2 separate regions of the Homo sapiens genome follow, and region 2 is linked to region 1. Evidence: chromatin loops called from intact Hi-C (ENCODE). Cell type or tissue: B cell. All regions are shown on one strand.

The links. Hi-C counts contacts between places; a loop is a spot of excess contacts. Peaks named below come from ENCODE experiments on the same cell type or tissue, not always from the same donor. Only the 100,000 strongest peaks of a DNase experiment are listed, where the experiment ranks them.
Region 2: a loop joins it to region 1, with 2.3 times the contacts of the local background. A loop is called at or near these places in 4 of 110 quality-filtered maps.

The regions. Positions count from the first base shown.
Region 1 is chr1:235,951,337-235,959,336 of GRCh38, reverse strand. LINC02768 (long intergenic non-protein coding RNA 2768) reads left to right here. Exons shown (of 3, transcript NR_183724.1): 2 at 1,334-1,455. LOC105373215 (a long non-coding RNA gene) reads right to left here. Exons shown (of 5, transcript XR_002958490.2): 4 at 4,305-4,464; 5 at 395-1,426. Among named protein-coding and RNA genes, the nearest start is that of LINC02768, 17 kb to the left of the region's middle. In B cell, no CTCF peak of the experiment used is centred here; DNase peaks (open chromatin) are centred at 3,243 and 4,376; H3K4me3 peaks cover 881 bases; H3K27ac peaks cover 5,217 bases.
Region 2 is chr1:235,839,949-235,847,948 of GRCh38, reverse strand. The region is part of intron 1 of LYST (lysosomal trafficking regulator); the gene reads left to right. Among named protein-coding and RNA genes, the nearest start is that of MIR1537, 9.1 kb to the left of the region's middle. RefSeq lists an enhancer at 5,648-5,847. In B cell, CTCF peaks have their summits at 4,127 and 4,327 (motif pointing right); DNase peaks (open chromatin) are centred at 4,418 and 5,538; H3K4me3 peaks cover 1,221 bases; H3K27ac peaks cover 6,113 bases.

The DNA of each region.
Region 1 (8,000 bases):
CAAAGTACAGGGATTACAGGCATGAGCTACTGTGTCCAGCCCCAATTCTTCTTCTTTTTTTTTTTTTTTCCCAAGACAGAGCTTTTTTCCAAGACAGAGCTACTGTGTCCAGCCCCAATTCTTTTTTTTTTTTTTTTCCTCACTCTCTTGCATAGGCTGGAGTACAGTGGCATGATCTCTGCTCACTGCAACCTCTGCCTTCCAAGTTCAAGCAATTCTCCTGCCTCGGCCTCCCGGATAGCTGGGATTACAGGCGTGCACCACCACGCCTGGCTAATTTTTATATTTTTAGTAGAGACGGGGTTTCACCATGTTGGCCAGGCCGGTTTCGAACTCCTGACCTCAGGTGATCCGCCCATCTCGGCCTCCCAAAGTGCTCGGATTACAGGCATGAGCCACTGCACCCGACCCCTGTTCTTACATGAGCTAAAAAAAAAAAAAATCTATATGCTAGAGAAGCAAGGATTCATGGAAGACAAAATAAAATGCATCAGCTTTTTTAACTCATTGAAAATCTTAGACTATGAAATCATATCACTAGGCCATGTGAGTAAAAGGGTTTATACATCATTAGGTAATCTCCTGAGGTAAAACATCCTCTCTGAGTTTCAAACACATGCACCCATCCCTGACAAGCTGTAGACAGTAATAGGTATTTCCATCTACGATAAATTGTTCCAGTTGTTTGACAAAAGTTATTTCATGAGATTGTTACAGTAGGTAGCTAGTCAGACACAAGCAGGGCAGGAGAGGGCCCCCTGCACACACCAGGAATGTCAGGCGACCATCTAGTGATGGTCAGGCAGTTGTTAACTGTCTAGAATAATAATTGGTTGTAGCAAGTGCCTGGGAAATGTTGTCTCCCAATAGACAGAAAATACCTGAAACTGGTGATGAGCAGCTTCCCGATAAGATCTCAGGAGGTGGGCGAGTAGGCTAAGCACGCACACTAAGAGGCAAACTGGTGGAGTTTAACTGGTATACGACCTTCCTCTAGTAACACTCGACTGGTAAGGAAAGAGCGCCTCAAGTGAGCTTGTGCACAATTTTGGTAAACGCACTGCACTTGAGGCCCCTCCTGAGCGCTGGCAGGCCACCGCGCATGCGGACAGCCCACCCAAGGGAAGAATCAGAGGAGAAGGACCGCAAGCCCCTGGAAGCATGCTGAAGTATTAAACCCCAAGTCAAAGGTCAAACAATGCACTTGGTCTCTCAAGCCGCCCTCTTGGCCCTCTCCCAAGTGTACTTAACTTCCTTTCACTCCTATCCTAAAACTTTTCAAGAAATTTTCACTCCAGCTCTAAACTTGCCTTGGTCTCTCCTTCTGCCTTAGGTCCCTTGGTTGAATTCTGTGTTCTGAAGAGGCAAGAATTGAGGTTGCTGCAGACCTGTATGGATTCGCCACCAGTAACAAGATCTCAGAACACTGGAAAAATCGATGCACAAAAAAAAAAGGTTAGCGCTGACTGCAACACTCTAAAATAATGACCACTGTTTAGTCGTCAGTGATATTACAGTCTAATCTCATTTATAAATACATTTTTTAAATAAACAATCTCTTGAAGGATAATGTACATTCTGAAAAGTGCACAACTCTTAAGAGTACCTACAGCTCAGGGCATTTTCCCAAAGTCAACGCCAATGTAGAGAGTCACTTTTGAGGGTAAACAAGAATTTGAGGGAGAAAGAGGTTGTTAGCAATAAAGTGACATCCAGCTCATCAGGGGCTTTTCCCACTGTGATTACCAACAAGACCAGTGGTGCCAATGGACACAATTGTAGAGGAGCTTTTGGGGACATAGCATCAGATGCACTTGGTGGCATCCGATAACCACAACTTTGCTGTTCTGAATAAGGCAAATGGGCCAAGGGTCAAAAAGATAGATGGATTATAGTCCTTTGATGTCACCTGTATTAATATAGTGCCAGTCTTAGTATTTGATAGGGTGCTGAGGGAATGGGGAGGAATCTTAATAAGTATTCTAAAATTAGCTCTTAGAAACCTGGAGTTACATTTTGTTGGTTGCTTTGGTCAAGCAAAATAAAGGATAATATATAGCTTTTGTAGGTACCCTCTGGCCCCTCCTCCCAGCCTGTTTCCACCCCTCCTTCCCGCCTGTTTCCACCCCTCCTTCCCCACCTCCTCATCCCCCATGAAATAAACATTATAGTAGCACTCAACTGTTAGGACATCTCAAACTTTCCATCCAAATGCTCTTTAGGGCAAAAGAGCTGAATTGTACCCCCTTAGGGAGGGGACAGTGGAGGGGAGCTGTAGGAGGGTACCTGTGGAAGGCATGGGGACATATCAAAAGCTAGATATTCCTGTGACGTGTCGTGGTTTATCTTTTAAAAATCTGCATGAATCTTGCATTAAACTCTGTAGTAATATAAAGTTTCAAATGTCCCATTTTAACTCCTTAACCATGTGTTGTGGTGAGACCTCCAGCTTTGTTCCTTTTACTCGATTGCTTTGGCTATCCAGGGTCTTTTGCATTTCCACATGAATTTTAAGATTGTTTACTCCCACTTCTGTGAAGAACATTATGGGTATTTTGATAGGGATTGCATTGAATCTCTAGACCTCTGGGTAATATGGACATTTAAATACTATTAGTACTTCCAATCCATGAATATGGGATAGTTTTCCATGTATTTGTGTTAATTATCTGTTATGGGTTGACTTGTGTTCCCCCAAAAAGATATTTTGAAGCCCTAATCCCAGTACCTCAGAATGTCATATTTGGATTAAGGTGTTTGCAGATGTAGCTGAGTTAAGATGAGGTCATTAGGATGGACCTTAATACAATATGACCGGTGTCCTTATTAAAAAGGAGTGAAAAGCCTGCTGGGATTTTGATAGGGATTGTGTTGCATCTACAGGTCACTCTGGGGAGATTTGCCATCTTAATAACATTGAGGCTTCCAATCCATGAACATGGACTGTTTCTCCATTTATTTAAGAAGGGCTATAATTCCTAAGCAACTATTACACTCAGGCCCTTAGCCTAAATCACATATGGTGTGCCATTTACTGATGTGGCATCTGAGGCCACAGACGTTAGGAAGACTATGAAGATGACACATGGCTAGCATGCTGGGATTCGAGGCTCCATCTGTGTGACGCTGTTTCCACTTCATCCTGTTGCTTCTTCTCACTGTTAAGGTGGCTGACAGCGCCCCAGCTATCTCTAGTTTAGGGCACTTCACTGGCATAACTGGTTGTCTTAAAAAAGAGAAGAGAGATTGATTGCAAACAAAAGAGAGATTGGATTCTCTATAGTGACCTGGAAATATGTTCAAGATACAGACGTAAGTGAGTAAGGAAGTCACAGAACTGTGTATATTTTATGGCCTATTTTTATACAAACAAAGACTTATGTGTATTTGCACTTAGGGAAGGCCTGGAAGACGATCCAAGAAATTCTTAACAGTGACTCTCTCCAGGGAGGATAACAGTGATCATGGTCAGATTAATGAGGACTTTGACTTTTCATCTTACATTATTGTCTATAGTCATTAGGATATTTTACTATAAGCAGCTGGACGTGGTGGCTCATGCCTGTAATCCCAGCACTTTGGGAGGTTGAGGTGGGAGGATCATTTGAGCCCAGGAATTTGAGAATAGCCTGGGCAACATAGTGAGACCCTGTCTCTACAAAAAATCTAAAAATTAGCAAGGCGTGGTGGCTTACACCTGTAGTCCTAGCTACTAAGGAGGCTGAGGTAAGAGGATGGTTTAATCAGAGGCTGAGGTGGGAGAATGACTTGAGCCCAGGAGTTTGAGTCTGCAGCAAGCTATGATTGTGCCACTGCACTGGGTGCAAAAAAAAAATTAGAAAAAAAAAATATATATATATGACTATAAACATGCATTTCCCCCTTACGCAGGAGTATCCAATCTTTTGGCTTCCCTCGGCCACATCAGAAGAAGAATTGTCTTGGGCCACATATAAAATACACTAACGCTAACGATACTGATGTATTGCAAAACAATCTTATAATATTTTAAGAAAGTTTACGAATTTGCACTGGGCCACATCCAAAGTCATCCTGGGTCACATGTGGCCTGCAGGCTATGGGTTAGACAAGCTTGCATTGAAAGAATCGAGTTGGGTGGTAATGGGGTAAGATTTTCCCATATTGCCAATTGTAGAACCTCGAAAATGGGAAGTTGTCTGGTTCCGCTTCACAACCGTAGTGACTGTGGAGTAACAGCCTTCTGAGAATGCACCTTGCAGGAATGAGAGCAGAGGAGGAAGTTGCACACAAGCACATGCACATATGCACCTGAGGGAACACACCTGTATCTGTCATTCCCCAGGGCTGAGTGGAGCTGCTGCCCGAAGACTAGGCTGCCAGCTGTTCCTCTGGGGTGCGTAGGCCACTTACCCCATCTCCAGAGCCACTCACCCATGGCTGCTGCGGGCCTTGCAGCAGTTCCTGTTTGGGGATGAAGGTAGCCTGTGAAAGTGACAAAGAGGAAGCTGTGGCTGCAACAGTGAGAGCATGGTGTGGGGGGGCCCCCTGCCCTTTGCCCTCTAGTAATGGGATTCTCCTGGGCACCTGTGCAAATGGCTCAGCAGGAGACGGAACGCTCCCTAGTGGAGACCATGGAGTAGGTGAGATCTTCATACTGATTCTCCTTCTCCCTTCTCCTGTTATTGCCCCTTACCCAACAACCTTCCCCGTCCCCTCCACACCCCACCCTTCCCTCCACTGGGGTGCTTGTTTTTGAGTTGGAGTCTCGCTCTGTTACCCAGGCTGGAGTGCAGTGGCATGATCATAGCTTACTGCAGCCTTGAATTCCTGGGCTCAAACAATCCTCCAACCTCATTCCCTTGAGTCACTGGGACTACAGACACAGGCCACTATGCCTCTGTTTTTTTTTTTTTTTTCTTCTAACTTTTGTAGAGACAGGGTCTCCCTATGTTGCCCACACTGGAGATTGGGGCATTTTCACACTGCATTGAAATGACCACCTCCCAAACTGGCCTGTGAGTGTTTTGAAGGTAGGGACTCTTCTCACTGATCTTTGCTTTCCTGATACCTAGAATCATACTGGGTACATAGCAGGCACCTCATAAATATTGGTTGGATGAATAGAAGGATGGAGCTAAAGCAATGAAAGCTGACATATTTCCACCCAAAACAAATGTTCCTCCATTCCAAACTCTCTCCCATTGCCTAGATGTGGCCTCACATCTCAGTCTGCTTTCCAGTGAGTATATTCCTCTGCACACACACAAGCACACCGTGGGAGACACCGGTGTTGTCCTCACTGGTCCTCCTAAACATCCAAATGCATAGCAGCCTGTGAGAACAAGACAAGCCACAGGCCAGGAGAAAATATTTGCAAAACACATGTCTGATGACTGATGTCCAAAATATGCCAAGAACTCTTATACTCAACCATAAGAAAAGAGATGGCCTAATTAGAAAATGAGCAAAAGATCTGAACAGATACTTCACCAAAAAAGATATACAGATGGCAAGTAAGCATAGGTAAAGAGGCTTAACATCAAATGTCATTCAGAAATTATGAATTAAGTCAACAGTGAGATACAACTGCACACTTATTAGAACAGCTCAAATTCAAAACACTGAGAATGTCAAACATACTGAGAAACCAAGAACCCTGAGAACATGCTGGTGAGGATGGGAGCCACAGAAACTCTCATTCATTGCTGATGGGAATGCAACGTGGTGCAGCCACTTCGGAGCACAGTGTGATCATTTCTTGCAAAGCTAAATACAGTCTTGCCATAAGATCCAGCAATCATGCTCCTTGGTATTTACTCAAATGAGTTAAAAACTTACAACTACACAAAAAACTGCACACAGATGTTTATAGCAGCTTTATTCATAATTACCAAAACCTGGAGACAATCAAGATGTCTTTAAGCAGGCGAATGGATAAACAAACTATGGAACACCCAGACAACGGCATGTTATTCAGGGCTAAGACGAAATGAGCTATTGAGCTCTGAGAAGACATGGAAGAAACTTACATGCATATTACTAAGTGAAAGAAGCCAATCTGAAAGGCTACATATTATGTAATTCCACTCTATGACACTGGAAAAGGCAAAACAATAGAGACAGTTAAAAAAAAATCTGTGGTTTTGGGGTAAGGTGGGGTGGGGAAGGGATGACTAGTGGAGCAGAGGGGATTTCTCGGGCAGTGAAACTATCCTGTGTGATACTACAATGATGGCTACATGCCATGATACATTTGTCTAAACCCATAGACTGTGTAACACCAAGGGGAAGCCCTAATGTAAACTTTGGACATTAGTTAGTAATAATGTATCAATATGGGCTCATTGATTTGAAAATGTATACCACACAAATGCAAGATAATAATAGAGGCTAAGGAGTGTATGGAGAACTCTCTCTACTTCCTGCTTGATTTTTTCTGTCAGCACAAAATAGTTCAAAAAATAAAGTCTAGGCTGGGTGCAGTGGCTCATGCCTGTAATCCTAGCACTTTGGGAGGCCAAGGCGGGCAGATCACCTGAGGTCAGGAGTTCAAGACCAGCCTGGCCAACATGGTGAAACCCCACCTCTACTAAAATACAAAAATTAGCCAGGCATGATGGCAGGTGCCTGTAATCCCAGCTACTTGGAAGGCTGAGGCAGGAGAATCGCTTGAACCCAGGAGACAGCAGTTGCAGGAAGCCGAGATCATGCCACTGCACTCCAGTCTGGGTGGCTGAGCAAGACTCCGTCTCAAAATAAATAGGTTGGGCGCAGTGGCTCACGCCGGTAATCCCAGCACTTTGGGAGGCCGAGGCGGGCAGTTCACGAGGTCAGGAGATCCAGACCATCCTGGCTAACACAGTGAAAACCCATCTCTACTAAACATACAAAAAATTACCCGGGCGTGGAGGCGGGCACCTGTAGTCCCAGCTACTCGGGAGGCTGAGGCAGAAGAATGGCGTGAACCCAGGAGGCGGAGCTTGCAATGAGCCGAGATCGCACCATGGCACTCCAGCCTGGGTGACAGAGCAAGACTCTGTCTCAATAAATACATACATACATACATACATACATACATACATACATACATACATACAGTCTGTTACAGAGAGAGAGTGGGCAGCCCCTGCCACCTTATTATTTGGCCTATAAACACATCAGGATATTCGCAATAACACGTTGCTGCTGGGATCATTAGCATCAAATATTTGCACATCAAGGGTCTTCTGTGTGCCCTGGGACACCCAGGGGCGAGAGCAGAGAGGTGCAGCAGGTCAGTCTGGTGGGACCTTCATTTCCAACCCACTCTCTTCAGTCTGGTCAGCTCAGGGTCTGCTCCTGGCCCTGTCGTTGCCCCTGACAAGGAGGCTATAGGAACACCATGGACTTTCCAGTCCCATTGTAAAGCACTTGAATCTCTTAGCAAATCAGGTGGCTGTTTACAGCAGCTCCTGCTTCCCCCTGAATACGTCTCCTTCACCTTCTCTGGGGCTTTCCAGCCCTGCTCTTGGTGAGGAAGCTCTGGGAAGAGAGAACCAGTCTGTGCTCTGCTCCACCCAGAGGCCTTGAATTGACTTTTTAAACTATGCACGTATAACTTATAACTGTCCTTTTTTTTTTTTTTTTGAGATGGAGTTTCACTCTTGTCACCCAGGCTGGAGTGCAATGGCGCTATCTCAGCTCACTGCAACCTCCACCTCCCACGTTCAAGTGATTCTCCTGCCTCAGCCTCTCAAGTAGCTGGGATTATGGGATTGTGCCACCACGCCCGGCTAATTTTGTATTTTTTAGTAGAAACGGGGTTTCTCCGTGTTGGTCAGGCTGGTCTCGAACTCCTGACCTCAGCTAATCCACCTGTCTTGGCCTCCCAAAATGCTGGGATTATAGGCGTGAGCCACCGCACTCGGCCAACTGTCCTTAGATGTTTAAAACACAGTGAAATGAAACACAAAATCAAAGGTTTTGTTTTGGGGCTGGAGACAAAAGAGCTGGAATTATTGAAGATGCAGGATGGAGCT
Region 2 (8,000 bases), 110 kb after region 1:
GAAGTCCCCCACTATTATTGTGTTGCTGTCTCATTTCTTAGGTCTATTAGTAATTGTTTTATAAATTTGGGAGCTCCAGTGTTAAGTGCATATATGTTTAGGATTGTGATATCTTCCTGTTGGACAAGGCCTTTTACCATTATATAATGTCCCTCTTTGTCTCTTTTAACTGCTGTTGCTTTAAAGTTTGTTTTGTCTGATGTAAGAATACCTTGCTGGCTTTTGGTGTCCATTTGCATGAAATGCCTTTTCCCACCCCTTTACCGTATGTGAGTGCTTATGTGTTAGGTGAGTATCCTGAAGGCAATAGATAGTTGATTGGTGAATTCTTATCCATTCTGTGGTTCTGTATCTTTTAAGTGGAGCATTTAGGCCATTTACATTCAATTTTAGCATTGAAATGTGCGGTATGGTTCCATTCATCATGCTCCTTGTTGCCTCTGTACTTTTGTTTGTTGTTGTTTTGTTTTTGCTTTTTAACTTGCATTTTTGTTCTATAGGCCCTGTGTGATTTATGCTTTGAAGAGGTTCTGTTTTGATGTGTTTCCAGGATTTGTTTCAAGACTTGGAGCTCCTTTTAGCAGTTCTTCTAGTGGTGGCTTGGTGATGGCGAATTCTCTCAGCATGTGTTTGTCTGAAAAAGACTGTATCTTTCCTTCATATATGATGCTTAATTTTGCTGGATACAAAATTCTTGGCTGATAATTGTTTTGTTTGAGGAGTCTGAAGTTAGGGCCCCAATCCCTTCTAGCTTATAGGGTTTCTGCTGAGAAATCTGCTGTTAATCTGATAGGTTTTCTTTTATAGGCTACCTGGTACTACTGTTTCACAGCTCTTAAAATTCTTTCCTTCATCTTAACTTTGGATAACCTCATGACAATGTGCCTACGCGAAGATCTTTTTGAGATGAATTTCCCAGGTGATCTTTATGCTTCTGTATTTGGATGTCTACGTCTCTAGCAAGGCCAGGGAAGTTTTCCTCAATTATCCACCCAGATATGTTTTCCAAGCTTTTAGAATTCTCTTCTTCCTCAGGAACACTGATTATTCTTAGGTGTGGTCATTTAACATAATCCCAGACTTCTTGGAGGCTTTGTTCATATTTTCGTATTCTTTTTTCTTTGTCTTTGTTGGATTGGGTTAATTCGAAGACCTTGTCTTCGAGCTCTGAATTTCTTTCTTCTACTTGTTTAGTTCTATCGCTGAGACTTTCCAGAGCATTTTGCATTTCTAAAAGTGTGTCCAAAGTTTCCTGAATTTTTTATTGTTTTTTTTCTTTATGCTATCTATTTCTTTGAATATTTCTCCCTTCACTTCTTATATCATTTTTTGGATTTCCTTGCACTGGGCTTCACCTTTCTCTGGTCCCTCCCTGATTAGCTTAATATCTAACCTCCTGAATTCTTTGTCAGGTAAATCAGGGATTTCTTCTTGGTTTGGATCTATTGCTGGTGAACTAGAGAAATTTTGGGGGGGTGTTGAAGAGCCTTGTTTTGTCATATTACCAGGGTTGGTTTTCTGGTTCCTTCTCATTTGGGTAGGCTCTGTCAGAGGGAAGGTCTAGGGCTGAAGACTGTTGTTCAGATTCTTTTGTCCCACGGGGTGTTCCCTTGATGTAGTATACTCCTCCTTTTCCTATGGATGTGGCTTCCTGTGAGCCGAACTGCAGTGATTGTTGTCTCTCTTCTGGGTCTAGCCACCCAGCGAGTCTCCCTGGCTCCAGGCCGGTACTGGGGGTTGTCTACACAGAGTCCTGTGATGTGAACCATCTATGGGTCTCTCAGCCATGGATACCAGCGCCTTTTCTGGTGCAGGTGGTGGAGGGTGCAGTGGACTCCGTGAGGGTCCTTAGCTTTGGTGGTTTAATGCTCTATTTTTGTACTGGTTGGCCATGTTTTAATGCTCTATTTTTGTGCTGGTTGGCCTCCTGCCAGGAGGTGGCGCTTTCCAGAAAGCATCAGCTGTAGTAGTACAGAGAAAGATATGCGGTGGGCAGGGCCCTAGAACTCCCAAGATTAAATGCCCTTTGTCTTTTGCTACCAGGGTGGATAGGGAAGGACCATCAGGTGGGGGTGGGGCTAGGTGTGTATGAGCTCAGCAGCTCCTTGGTTGGGTCGTGCTGGGGCTGCTGTGGGGAATTGGGGGTGAGATTCCCAGTTTACTGGAGTTGTGTACTTAGGAGGATTATGGCTGCCTCTGCTGAGTCATGAAGGTTGTCAGGGAAGTGGGGGAAAGCCAGCAGTCGGAGCCCTCACCCAGCTCCCACGCAAACAGAAGGGCCACTCTCACTCCCACCGTGTCCCCCCTAACTGCCGGGAGTCTGTTTCCAGGCTGAGGGCTAGATGGGCTTGAAAACTTCCCCGAGGCTATCCACCTCTCAGCTACGAAAGAAAAGGGCTTTAGTTCTTCCTTCCACCTGTGAAGTCTGCGAGCTGGATTTGCACCCTCCCCGGAGTTCTGGCCAGCAGGCTTCTCACCGCGTTCAAATTGTTAGAAAGTTAGGCTAGAGAATTCCTTTCCCTGTGGGGTTTTACCCCCTGCTCCTCTAGCCACCCTCCCAATGGATCCTTGTGGTGCCAGGCAGGAATGGGCTACTTAAGGACCCAGGGAGCTCCCAGGGCCTTTCTGCTGCATTCTCTACCCCTGTAATTCACTAGGCTTGGCTCTCTAACTTGATTCAGCTCAGGTAAGGTCAGAAACTTCTCCAGCAAACAGACCTTCAGCTTCTCCAGTGGGGGTGTGTGTTCAGGAGAGGAGGGTCTCCCTTTCCCACTTGCACAGTTGGGGCACTCACAGTATTTGGGGGTCTCCTGGGGCCTGCAGGAGCAATCCGCTTCCTTCAGAGGGTCTGTGGGTCCTCTCGGGATTGCTGGTTTGTTCTTGCAGTGGATCTGGAGCTCAAATTCACAATGCAAGCCACCACATGCTGCTCTGTCCAGAGCTGCAATCTAGTCCTGCCTCCCTTCGCCATGATCCCAGGAGCTCCTCTCTTTAGTTAGGAATCATTCTGATGGTTATTGCTTAACACATCTAGTATTGACTAAAAAGTTACACAGTAAAGCTTAGATTAACAGATATTTTCTTGCTTAAATATTGTACAGTTCAACTGATATGTTTTAACTGGCTTATTCTTTAAAGAGAATTATATTAATCTGAACAAGTGCAGTTTCCCCCTCCCCCTCTTTGGTCCCCTTCCCCCCACCAGTGTCCTGCATTTCAGACATATAGTTCTGTGTTGTAGTCTAAAAAGTTTGTAGAGAGAGGTTTAAAAATCTTGTTTCCAGGTGTATGTATTACAATCCAGTGGACTTGAGTAAAGGTTCTGGATACCATTTAGAGGTAGTATTTAGTGTTAGGGAAACGCCTTTGCCTGTTGTCTAATTTCTAATCGACAGAAGAAGAAAGGCTATGTATCTTCTAAACTTGCTTATTTCAGTTTTAGTTAATTACCCCCCAAAACATATGTAACTCCAAGACAACTGGGATAGTAGAGTCCAGTGACTAATCATTTCTGTGACCTTGGACCTGTAGGCCTCAGTTTTTCTCAACTGTAGAATGTGGGGTTAGAGAATATGATATCTAAAATTTCTGCCATTATGACAACATAAGATTCTAAGTTATTCATGTTTATTCCTTTATTCATGTCATTTATGAAATGATATAAATGGTGTTATCTTTTTTTCTCATAAAGATTTTTTATTTTTACTGATGTGTTGTAAAGACTATATGAGATCTTTGAGAAAGTTGCTAATCAATCTATCAATATATATTAAACTCTGGAGAGCTGGGATTTAGAATAGTTAAATCCATATAAACTAACCTTTATTTTCAAGAAGGCTGCTTCAAATCATGGCAGATTTTGATTTAACAGAATTTATTGGGCACTTATTATTCTGTACATTATTTTGCCTAATTCTTAAAATAACCCTGATTTATCACAGTCTCCTCTTTGGCACATAACATTTTTGAAAAAAAGTCTTTCCAATGGCAACTTCTCTAATACTATTGAATTGAGAAAATTAGGCAAGCACGTAGTGTTACTTTAAAAGGGAATTTTCCAGGATTTTTTGGCATTTGGTGAAAGACTAACAAGTCTTTTGGGTGTTACTGTTTGATGAGGAAAAAGTATGCTTTCTAATCAACCTATAAGAATAAATATCATTATTATAACCTTTTTTGTTGTTTTTTCCTTTTACTTCTTTTTTTTCTTGTGGAAGCCACAAGACAAGGAAAAAGCAGAAAATACAGGGACTTCCTATTTTTTTTTTCAGTGCTTCCCTGGAAATAGCGTTATGAAACAGAACATCATTTTCCTCACACTGATCTGAGGAAAGCTTGCAGTGATCTTTTTCTTCCTTCAGATGGCACTGTCTGTCATAAGGTGTGCAGCTAGTACTGAGCATTTACATAGAGCTATAAAATTTGTCAACAATGTTTACTGAGGTTATATAATTTCTTAGGCTCCACATAGCAACTCTGTGGGGTAGTTTATGGAAGAGGCAGCCAAACTTCACACAGCTCTGTGTGACTAGCTAGTAATTGCTAGATTCCTGATCTGCGGCTTCTGGGTCCTATTTCACTACTGTCATGATGCCTACTGTATGTATATCCCACTATTCAGAACAGATTCATAAATAGTGAAAATAGAATGAGCTGGAGCATATTAATAAATATCTATTAAAATATTTACTTAATAAATAAATATTGGAATTAATGAATTTATGAAAAAGGGAACTGTAGCACAATGGACCCCTTTCCCTTCTTATCACTGTGGCCACTGGCTATTTGATATTTATTGAAAAGGAAACTCAGCCACCTAGGGACCATTTCTTGCCCTGTTGTTGAGCTTGAGATTTTATTTTCAGTGGTACATGTAATGTCCTTGGTAGCATTGTCTAGAACACAGACATGACAAGGCATCTAAAAATGCCATTATATGAGGAGCTGCCCTAAAAGTGAAGAATATATGTGGTCATGACTTGCTGTGAGGGGCGGGTGTAGTAGTTCTCTGTGTCAAGAAGATAAATGCATGAAAATCCACAAGACTGAGGGTGATAGCTTAATTCTGTAATCTTTTAGGTGGATAATAAGTTGTGGAAATTAATCACAGAACTGGAACAGAGCTAAGATATCAAAGTTAACTATCCAGATGTCTGCAGGAAGTCTCATTCAATGAAAGCAGAGCCACTGTTGACTGACTTTAGTGACCATTTCATTTCCAGAAGGTAAAGGAAATAATCCAGGGAACCAGTACTCTTGAGTCTATCTTTGACCTAACTTGACTACGAGGGGCTTAATTAGACAAGTTAACCTAATGAAAATCCTGAGAGAGAGGCCACGCCATTCATTCGGCAAATGAGTAGAATCGAATGCCTGCTGTTAGCTGTGTTCTGTTCTAGATGCTAGAGATTTAGCAGTGAATACAACAGACAAAATCTCTGTCATTATAGGGCTTTCATTTTAAGAACTTACAATGATCTGTTGTCCAAAAATACTAGCTTCATGGTTACTTAACTGCAAGGACCTTAACTTTCACTTCACTTTAGACATCTGCTTGCAGGGCCACACTGTGGATGTTGTCATCTGGGACCGCTTGTTTCAGAAATCTAAAAATTCTAACATCTTCATTCCCACATTGTGTACTCTTCAGTCTGGTAGAGATCCACACTTCCTTGATTGCCTGGATTTTCTGCTTGTCTATCAACATTTATTTTCCTGGCCTCTTTCTTTTTCCTACCCAGTCTGTGTCTCATTTTTGGCCATAAGGACTGTTCTTCCACCCATACCCTTGGGTCCCCTTCACTTATGCTTCTGCTGCCTCCACCCACCAAAACTCCCATTTCCAGATCAGTGATAACAGTCTGCACTGTCTATTATTAGACCCAAGCAGCTGAATCCTGCTGGTGAATCTGAAATAGCTGAAAAAATCCATACCACCAGAAATTCATGGTTTTCCACCTCTGCTAAGCTAGTAGCCAACCAGTAAATTATTTTGTCTGTCATCACTACTTTCCCCCATTTGACTATTCTTCCAATAATTATTCTAAATTACTTAGCCTTTAGCCCCCAATCTCTAGACTCTCTTCTTTAAGCAGACAACTTTGCCTATTACTTGAATGAAAAAATTGAGCCAGTCATTCTTGAGCTCCCTCAGTTTCTGGCCTTCCACCTGTTTTCTATATCTGCAATTCTCCTTACCTCCTTTCCCTCAGCCTCAGAGGATGATGTGTCCCCTCCTGCTTCCCCGCCCCAGCCTAACCTCTTCACCTATACCCTTGATCCAATCCACACTTATTTTCTCCATGAATTTTGTCCTTCATTCATTCGTTCTCTTGCCCCTGTCTTCAGTATCTTCCCTTGTGCTGGCTGCAGTGGTATGCTAGTAAAGTGGCTCTCCTGGAGAAAGAAACAAAAAAGACCCTAATGTGTAGCATTTGCCCATTTCCATGATGGAAATACTCTCACCATGATGATTTTAAGCTACCAACATGGTGCCAGTGATGCTGGGAAGAAGTACACACAATCAGAGCTGATAGGAGATGGCTGGCCACGCCGCACCACCTCTTATTTCTTATAGCCTAAAAATACGGTTCTTCCAATTCTTTAAAAAATACAAATACTTGAAAAAAAAAATTCCTTAACCTATGCCTCCTTCTCCAGCTCCTCTCTATTTTCTGTTTTTCTTTTCTAATCCTGCCTTCTCAGGAGAGTCTATACTTGCTATTTCCTTATTCGGTCTGGTATTGGAAACCATGAGATGGAGTTAAGGATAGTTGTTGAGAAGGTATACATTTTGAGCATTGCTGAAATTGGAATGAAAGGCATGGTGGATTTAGTCTCAGTAGTCACTGTAAAGAAGTTAGTCACTGGCCTAATAGACAGAGGACTCAGCTCACCTGGTGTGGAGTGGTTTTGCCCTGACAGCAGACTCTGCACACGTGCCTCAGTTCTTCTTGTGTGTTCTTCGCAGGTGACAGTACCATTTATCCAGTTAACCAAGCCAGTATTCAGAGAGTTGTCCTGATCCCTCCCTTACCACTCACTTCTCCATCCAATTAATCACCAAAATTGTGCTCATTTTAATTCTTGGATATTTAATAAAATTATATTATTCTACTGTTGCTTTAGAAAAAAATATCCTTACCATTTGCTTGGAGTATGACGCCAGTCTCCAAATTGGTTTTCATGCAGCTAGAGTTTTCTCCATAAAATGTGTCTTCCACATTGCCACTAGAATGACCTATGTGTTCAAGATTGACCATGCCACTCACATGTTCAAAATAATTCATGGGCTTCCTGTCACCTGTAGCAGTGAGTCTCAGCCCTGACTGTTCATTAGAATCACCTATGAAGCTTGTTAAAAATACCGATGTTTAGGTCTTGCTGTGGGTTTAGCAGATTAGGTTCTCTGATCATGGGGCCTAGACAAACTCTATAGGTGATTCTGATAAGACTCACTAGCCAATAGATTAAAGCCCAAGGTTCTTAGCATAGTGTACAAAAGCCTTTCACCATCTGGTCTTTGCCAGCCACTCCCTCCATCCTCACTTTTCCTGTTTCTCATTTTGTAGTTGTGATACCAAACTTACTGTAATTTCTTCAGTGACAACTTGAGCTGCTGTTTCCATCTCTAATGCTTTTCTTCCCTTCTTTTCTCCCTTTACCTGTACAACTTCAATTTATTCTTCATGAAGCTTCCCTGGCCACTCAAATTGGGTTAAGTGCCCCTTAGCAGTACATAGTACCCTATATATTGATTTGCCTTTGCCACCGTAATGTAATCTTCTTGAGGGCAGAGACTGGAATTACTTTATGTTCTTAGTGTCTGATACAAAGTGGTTGTTTTGTAAATGATAGCTGGCAGACTAATAAGCAGGAAGAGGAATATGGAACAAAGCCGGAATATAGAGAATTGGAGTACAGAGTTCCTAAAATTCGAAGAAAAGGTAGGTAAGATGCCAGAGATAGTCTCTTGAAGGGAAAGTGGTTACAAGGTGATA